Linked DNA regions of Homo sapiens: region 1 is linked to region 2. The links are chromatin loops, found by intact Hi-C in ENCODE. Cell type or tissue: A673. All regions are shown on one strand.

The links. Peaks named below come from ENCODE experiments on the same cell type or tissue, not always from the same donor. Only the 100,000 strongest peaks of a DNase experiment are listed, where the experiment ranks them.
Region 1: a loop joins it to region 2, with 30 times the contacts of the local background. A loop is called at or near these places in 1 of 110 quality-filtered maps.

What each region holds. Positions count from the first base shown.
Region 1 is chr13:45,676,622-45,680,621 of GRCh38, reverse strand. No RefSeq gene overlaps it. Among named protein-coding and RNA genes, the nearest start is that of LINC01055, 23 kb to the left of the region's middle. RefSeq lists an enhancer at 130-632. In A673, no CTCF peak of the experiment used is centred here; a DNase peak (open chromatin) is centred at 2,171; H3K27ac peaks cover 2,426 bases.
Region 2 is chr13:46,115,078-46,119,077 of GRCh38, reverse strand. No RefSeq gene overlaps it. Among named protein-coding and RNA genes, the nearest start is that of CPB2, 12 kb to the right of the region's middle. RefSeq lists a silencer at 890-1,184. In A673, no CTCF peak of the experiment used is centred here; DNase peaks (open chromatin) are centred at 1,022, 1,747, 2,097 and 2,593; H3K27ac peaks cover 4,000 bases.

The DNA.
Region 1 (4,000 bases), 440 kb after region 2:
GCTTCAGGTAAAAGGCTACTGCCAGCGATATGGACGGGAGACAGAGAAATGCTAGAAGAGGGCGGTTCCCCAACAAAGGCCCCACCCACAAGCCTGGACACCTGTGGCCCTAAATGAGAACAGGCATTCCTGTTTTTGCACCCAAAAAGTGGTCTTTTGGTATGCCACACCCCCTATCCTATACCCATATAAACCCTGAACCCCAGGCTCCAGCTCAGACCAGCAGAGGAGGAGACGAGACAAGCAGACAATGCAGAACAGTGCAGCAGAGAGAACTCGAGAGGAATTCAGCCAGGGTGGTCAGAGAGGAGTTTGGCTGCTGGACAGCCCACTCCAAGGGAAGATCATCTTCCTACTCCATCTCCCCTCCTTCCAGCTCCCTATCCATCCTGCCGAGAGCCACCTCCACCGTGCATTAAAACCTCGCATTCATCCTTCAAGCCTGTGTGTGACCCGATGCTTCCGGGACGCTGGGCAAGAGCTCAGGATACAGAAAGCTGTCACACTGGCCCTCTGCCCTTGAGAAAAGGCAGAGGGTCCATTGAGCTGTTTAACACTTAAAGCCATCTGCGGATGGCAGGGCTAAGAGAATATTGTAACATTGGGGTTGCAGGCACCCACCCCAAGACACTACCATGGGGCCAGAGCCCAAAGCACCCACCCCAGCCTCTGCACCTGCCCATCTGAGTGCTCCCCCTCCCGCAAGGGGTTTGAGGCAACGGAGCAGGTCTCCTGGGAGGGGGATCAGGGAACTCTCCCATTTAACCAGCCCACAGACATGAAGACACCATGGGGAGTGTGGGGAGAGCCACGAGATGTGTACCATGACTGCCTCATCTTTCCACCCTCTGATCTCCTGTTGAGGGTTCCCACTGATCAAATCCAAGAAGCCAGAGGGGAAGAGAGTTCCTCAATGTAGTCAGCGTCCTGGAGCAAAGAGAGGAGAGGAGATGATCCAGGAGCAAATAGGAGACAACCAGCACAGTTCCCAAATGTGAGAAACTGACTACAGCAGAATCGACTTGAGGCACATTTTAAATATACACATGAATTCCTCAGACTCCCCCACTCCCAATTTCAGAGTATGTCAGGGGTGGGACCTAAATAATTTACGTTAAAAAAAAAAAATCTTGGCCAGGCACAGTGACTCATGCCTGTAATCCCAGCACTTTGGGAGGCCGAGGCAGGCAGATCACCTGATGTCGGGAGTTTGAGACAAGCCTGACCAACATGGAGAAACCCCCTCTCTACTAAAAATACAAAAATTAGCCGGGTGTGGTGGCGCATGCCTGTAATCCCAGCTACTCGGGAGGCTGAGGCAGGAGAATCGTTTGAACCGGGAGGCAGAGGTTGCGGTGAGCCGAGATTGCGCCATTGCACTCCGGGCTGGGCAACAAGAAAGAAACTCCCCCCCCACAAACAAATAAAAATAAAATAAATCTTAAATGATTCCAAAGCACAACCACGTTTGGAATACCTGGCCTTACGAGACACACAAATGACCTTGAAGATTTCAAAGCAGGTCCCACAATCCCTTCTCACCACAAGATTAGGCCCAACAAGACCATATCATCTTAGTTGGGCATAGTGGCTCATGCCTGTAATGCCAGCACTTTGGGAGGTTGAAGCAGATGAATCATCTGAGGTCAGGAGTTCGAGACCAGCCTGGCCAACATGGTAAAATCCCATCTGTACTAAAAATACGAAAAATTAGCCAGGCGTGGTGGCACACACCTGTATTTCCAGCTACTCAGGAGGCTGAGGCAGGAAAATCACTTGAACCCAGGAGGTGGAGGTTGCAGTGAGCCGAGATCATGCCATTGCACTCCATCCTGGGCAACAAGAGTGAAACTCGGTCTGAAAAAAAAAAAAAAAAAGAAGAAAGGAAGGAAGGAAGGAAGGAAGGAAGGAAGGAAGGAAGGAAGGAAGGAAAGAAAGATTCTTCTATAAAGCAAGCAACTGCATTTGGTACTATTCTAGTGTCCTCTCTGGAGTGGCACTTATCAAAGAAAACATTGGGTTACTTTCTGTCCTCAAGCACTAACCCCTAGGACAGCTGAACCTAAGGATACATTTTATACACTTGAACTCATTATTGTCCTTTTACCCCCTGAGTAGAAAATACAATAGCTCCAAAACAAACACCTGATTCCTTGAAAATGCTTCACAGGAAGCCAGCCCCTCAACTTGAAATGGTATCAGGTTACAATGGCTGAAGGAGACTGTATCTCCACAGACACCATTCATTGACAAGGCATGCCATTCAGAAGTTTCACTGAAAGATCATTCTCTCCATTATGATCATTGAAGTGAAGGCAAGAGGGGAAAAAAATTGACAGGCTGAACTCTAGAAACTTGGCTTCAGAAATGCCTATTAATCCAATACAATTCAATACAATAAAACATACAAACTCCTGGTAATCCTCAAGGTGCTCTTAAAATTGAAGTTGATTCTGCGAAAACTGCTTTCACCTACCATCATTAAGGAAAATTCCATTTTAACTCAATTCTGAAAAGGGAGGACATGAAGAAAAGTATCATGTCCAGGAATACAAAACATTGTGAACACTGGGACCCCAGGAAGGCGAAACAGGAGGTCTGTACCTAATCCAGACCTTGCCTTTGCCTGCTGCTACAGGTTCCAGGTCTAGCAACTGCTCATTTTCCTAGGGAATTAAATGGAGAAGATGTCTCATAATTTCCAATCACACAGCACAGTTCAATGGCAAGTTGTTTTCCCACAAAAGTAGTTTTATGGTTAATGCACCCAACCTGAAAAGAAGTTTGGGCAGGAGGTTGCGGGGCAGGGGAATTAAAGCAGAAGATATTTATTTCCTCACACGGCCAGAGTAACAAAAACACTGCATTTAACTGCAGGAGCTGCAAAGTGTAGTTGACCCATGTAGTATATGGGTCCCACAAGCCGTGGCTGGGATTGCTGGACTCCTGAGTCCTGTTCCCTGACAAGTTATTAATCTGCCATGTAAGCTTGAGCCAAGACCCTGAAATGTCTCCTTCTATCAATTTCCCACACGATACATGAAAATAAAAATATACTTACCTTTCAAATCCTATTAGATTCAAAATCCCTTTTTGTACTGGTGTGTCCCACTGTATCCAGTAGATTATGTCCCTAAATGCACTGAAATGCTGCTTACAAGGAATAAGAAATCAAATGGTTGACAAGTGGTGTTTTAACTACTCTCAGGCAGGTGACTTTAAAAGCACTCATTTACAAGAGTGGCTAAGAGGTCAGGTGCTAGAGACAGAGAGTTCTCTTTTCTTACTGTAACAAGAAAATTTTTTTGATAGATTAACCAACATTTTCTCCTTTCCCCTTAATTCCTATGATCCCATGAGACTTCTCCTCTGTGTGCCAGGACCTTCTGCATTTAGCACTGTATCAATGACAGTTTATTGAACAAGGATGCATGTTCCCACCCCACCATAATGTGAAGATGTTGCTGGGAAGTCACTGCCCAGCCAGGGGTGGACTGCCTCTCCCACCCACCTTGAGCTAGGCAGAGGCCATGAGACTGAGTTCTGGCCAGAGCAATGTGGGTAAAAATGATACACGCTTCTTCAGGACCATCTGCAGGATCATTAGCAAGACAAGGAACAGAATAGGATGCTTCATTCAACAGGAAGACTCCTTAAGTCAATTCAGGAAAATAGACATGGCCCTCCTTTCCTGTGAGTCCTTCAGCATCACATACTTCCTGAGAATCTGTGTAACTGCTTCCCTGACAAAAACTTGGCCTGTGCCTCCTTAAAAATCAAGCTACGCATCTATTGCCTGCCTACAATATGCCAAGATCTTTCACATACAAACACAAAATCTAATTTTTAAGAAAGGAAGAATTATCTCCACTTAACAGAGGAGAAAACTAGGGTCAAAAAGATGCAAGCGACTTGTCCAGCGTCGTTCACATAGAATTCATTAGCACTGAGGTTTGAAACCAGGGTTTCTGGCTCCAATACAGTGATGTTCACACCATTT
Region 2 (4,000 bases):
GCATATTTGGTAAAGTATCTGTATAATCTTCTGCCCACTTTATATTGGGTTGTCTTCCTATTCTTAATTTATAGGTGTTCTTTACATATTTTGGATACAAGTCCCTTACCTGATATGTGTTTTGCAATTATTTTCTCTCATCCCATGGCTTATATACTTATTTTCTTAACAGTGTCTTTTAAAGAACAAGATGCTTTTAATGGTAAATTCCAAGTTTTCAATTTTTCACCTGTGATTTGTGCTTTTTGTGTCCTACCTAAAAATTCTTTGCCTAACTCAAGGTCACAAAAATTTTCCGTTTTCTTCTAGAAATTTTATTGTTTTAGCTCTTACCATTGGGTCTGAGATCCATCTTGAGTTATTTATAAGGTTTAAAGTATGGCTCCAGATGATTTCTTTTGCACATGGATATCATATGTTTTCAGCACCATTTGCTAAAAATATCCTTTCCCCCATTGAATTATCCTGTTAACATTGTTGAAAATCAGTTAATTTTATTTGTATGGGTCTATTTCTGGACTCTCTGTTCTGTTCCATTGATTGCTATTTCTGGACTCTATTCGCATGCCAATGCCATATTGTCTTAATTATTATAGCTTCATAACCAGAATATTCAAGTGCCTCAACTTAAAAGAAATATTTTTAGCTACTTTAGGAACTTTGAATTAACTGTTGTGTCAGGGATTTGATTTTACTCTACTTGGAAGCTAACAAGTTAGCCTATACTACTGTTTCATGGAAGCTGGAAAAAAAAAACAAAAACCCTCAAGAATCCTAGGTCTATGGCAAAGAACTCTATTACCCATGGCATGGTAAGCATTATGAGCATTATCATCCACATCAGTTTCCCTTGCTCCCCATCCCCAAGACCCATAGGGTGATGTGACATGGGCCCAGATGGATGCCTGTACATGCAATTGGTTGCATTGCAGAAGAGGTACACTGGACTTGGGGAATTCATCTGTTTTATATCAAGCTGTAAGAAAGCCTGTTCTTTGTCCCAGAGTGAAACATTATCTCATACCTCAAAGTTGCTCTCTGCAAACACAACTGTAAGAAACAAACGTGATAAGAAATGATCAGGGCTTGGTTTCTTAGCCTTCTAAGTAAGATGTGTAGCAAGCAGTACAAGAGACACATGGAGGACGGTTTCCCAACAAAAATTTAGAATAAGCTTTCAAATTTCTATAAAAATGCTCACTTGAATTTTGACTAGGATTATGTTGAGTCTATAGATCAATGTGGGGAGAATTGTCATCCTAACAAAATTGTCTTCTGATCCATGAAAATGGTGTATTTCTTCTTTTACTTAGATCTTAATTTCTCTCAGCCAGTTTTTCTCCTGTACTTTTAAAACTATTTCCCCTACAAAGTTCACACTTTTGATGGCATTTGAATCTTTATTTTCAATTGATTATTGTTATTATATGACAATACAACCAATCAACTGATTTTTGCATACTGATCTTGTCTCCTGCAAATTTGCTAAACTCATTAGTTCAATCCTAGTAACTTTTTTGGGATATTCCTTGAGATTTTCTATGTAAGTGATACTGTCATTTGTGATTAAAAGACAGGTTTACTTATTTCTTTCCAGTCTAGATGCCTTTTTTTTTTCTTGCCATTGTGCACTGGCTAAGATCTTCAATTTAATGTTGAATAGAAGTAGTGAGAGTGGGCACATTTGCTTTGTTAGTGACCTTTCAGAAAAAGCATTTAGCCTCTCTCCATTAAGTTTGATGATGGCTGTAAGCTTTTCATAGATGCTTCCTTTCAGATTGAGGAATTTCCTGACTATTTCTGACTTGCTGAGGGGTTTTATTGTAAATGAATATTGAATTTTGTTAAATGCTTTTAATTCAGATGGGCTTTTAAATTTAATCTGCTAACATGGTGAATTGCATTAATTGGTTTTTGAATATTAAACAAACATTGCATTCTTGTGAAAAATCTTACTTGACCATAATGTATTATTCTTTTGCTATATTACTAAATTAAATTTGTTAAAATGTTGTTAAGCATTTTTGCATCTATATATATGAGGGACATTAGTTTATAGTTTTCTTATTTAAATGCCTTTATCAAGTTTGGTGTCGTGCCAGGGTAATGTAGACCTCATGAAATGAGTTGAGAAATATTTCCTCTTCTTTCACTTTTTGAGAAGATTTTGTGTGGAATTTCCTTCCTTCCTTCCTTCCTTCCTTCCTTCCTTCCTTCCTTCCTTCCTTCCTTCCTTCTTTCCTTCCTCCTTCCTTCCTTCCTTCCTTCCTCCCTTCCTTCCTTTCTTTCTCTCTCTTTTTCGACAGAGTCTTATTCTGTCGCCCAGGCTGGAGTGCAGTGGCATGGTCTCAGCTCACTGCAACCTCCACCTCCCGGGTTCAAGCAATTCTCCTGCCTCAGCTTCCTGAGTAGCTGGGATTACAGGAGCCCGCCACCACGCCCGGCTAATTTTTGTATTTTTAGTAGAGATAGGGTTTCATCATGTTGGCCAGGCTGGTCTCGAACTCCTGACCTCAGGCGATCCATCCGCCTCAGCCTCCCAAAATGCTGGAATTGCAGATGTGAGCCACTGGGCCCGGCCACATTGTTTCTTTCTTAAATGTCTGGTAAAATTCACCAGAGAAGCCATCTAGTCTGGAATTTATTTGAAAGGAGATCTTAAACTATGAATGCAATTACTCTAATAGATACAGGGCTATTCAGGTTATCTATTTCATCTTGAGTGACCTTTGACAGTTTGAATCATTGAAAAAATTTGTACTTTTCACCTAGGTAATGAAATTTATAAGCATAAATTGTTTATAATATTTTCTTATTGTATTTTAGTGTCTGTAGGATTTGTAGGAATGTTCCTACAAATTCATTCCTGATGTTGGTAGTGTGTATATTATTTCTTTTGTTCTTGATGAGTCTGATCAGAGGCCTATATCAATATTATTGCTATTTTCAAATCACCAGTTTTTTTGTTTCTTTGGTTGTATCTATAATTCCCTTTTTTCTACTATATTGATTTCTAATCTTATCTTTATTGTTCCCTTACTTGTTTTGGATTTACTTTGCTTGCTCTTTTTTTAAGTTTCTTGAGGCAGAAGCTTAGGACATTGGTTTAACATCTACTTTTTAAGTATCTAATCCCATACATTTTTCAGTAGGTACTGCTTTAGCTGCATCTCACAAATTTTGATATGTTGTGTTTTAATTTTCAATCAGTTCAAAGTATGTTCTAATTTTTCTAATTATTTTTCATTGTGTCCCATGGACTTTAAAAGAGTATATTATCTAATTTCTATACCACAATAGAAAAACTGTAATTAACCATAATATATTATGTAGTTTCAAATAGCTGGAAGATAATATTGAAGGTTCCCTACACAAAAATTATAGATGTCTGGAATGACTGATATGCTAATATCCATGATCTGATCACTATACTTTATATGTATTGAAACAACACTATGTACTCCACAGATAATACAATTATTTTTCATTGGTTAAAAAACACAATTTTAAAAAATCAAAAATAAAAAATTTCCAAATATTTGGGGATTTTCTATATAATTTTTTGTTTTCTATTTCTAGCTTAATTCCACTGTGGTCAGAGAGCATGCTTTCTGTAATTTTAATCCTTTTAAATTTCTCAGTTTTTTTTGTACATGGCCCAGAATATGATCTGCCTTGGTGAATGTTCCATCTACACTTGAAATATGTATTCTGCCATTGCTGGATAGGATGGTCTATTAATGTCAATTAGGTGATACTGGTTCGTACTGTCCAAACATGCTATATCCTTTCTCATTTTAGGGAAAGTGACGCTATGTAATTTCCATGCCTAAAGCATAAAAGATGAACCTTGCCTGCTAGAATACTTGTTCTTGGAAGCGTCAACCGCTACACGGTTCACATACCTTGAGGTTACCACGCTATGAGGAAGCCTAAATTAGCTCACATTGGAGAGGTCTCAAAGCCAGATAAAACGAAAGCGACATCTGACCAATCCCTA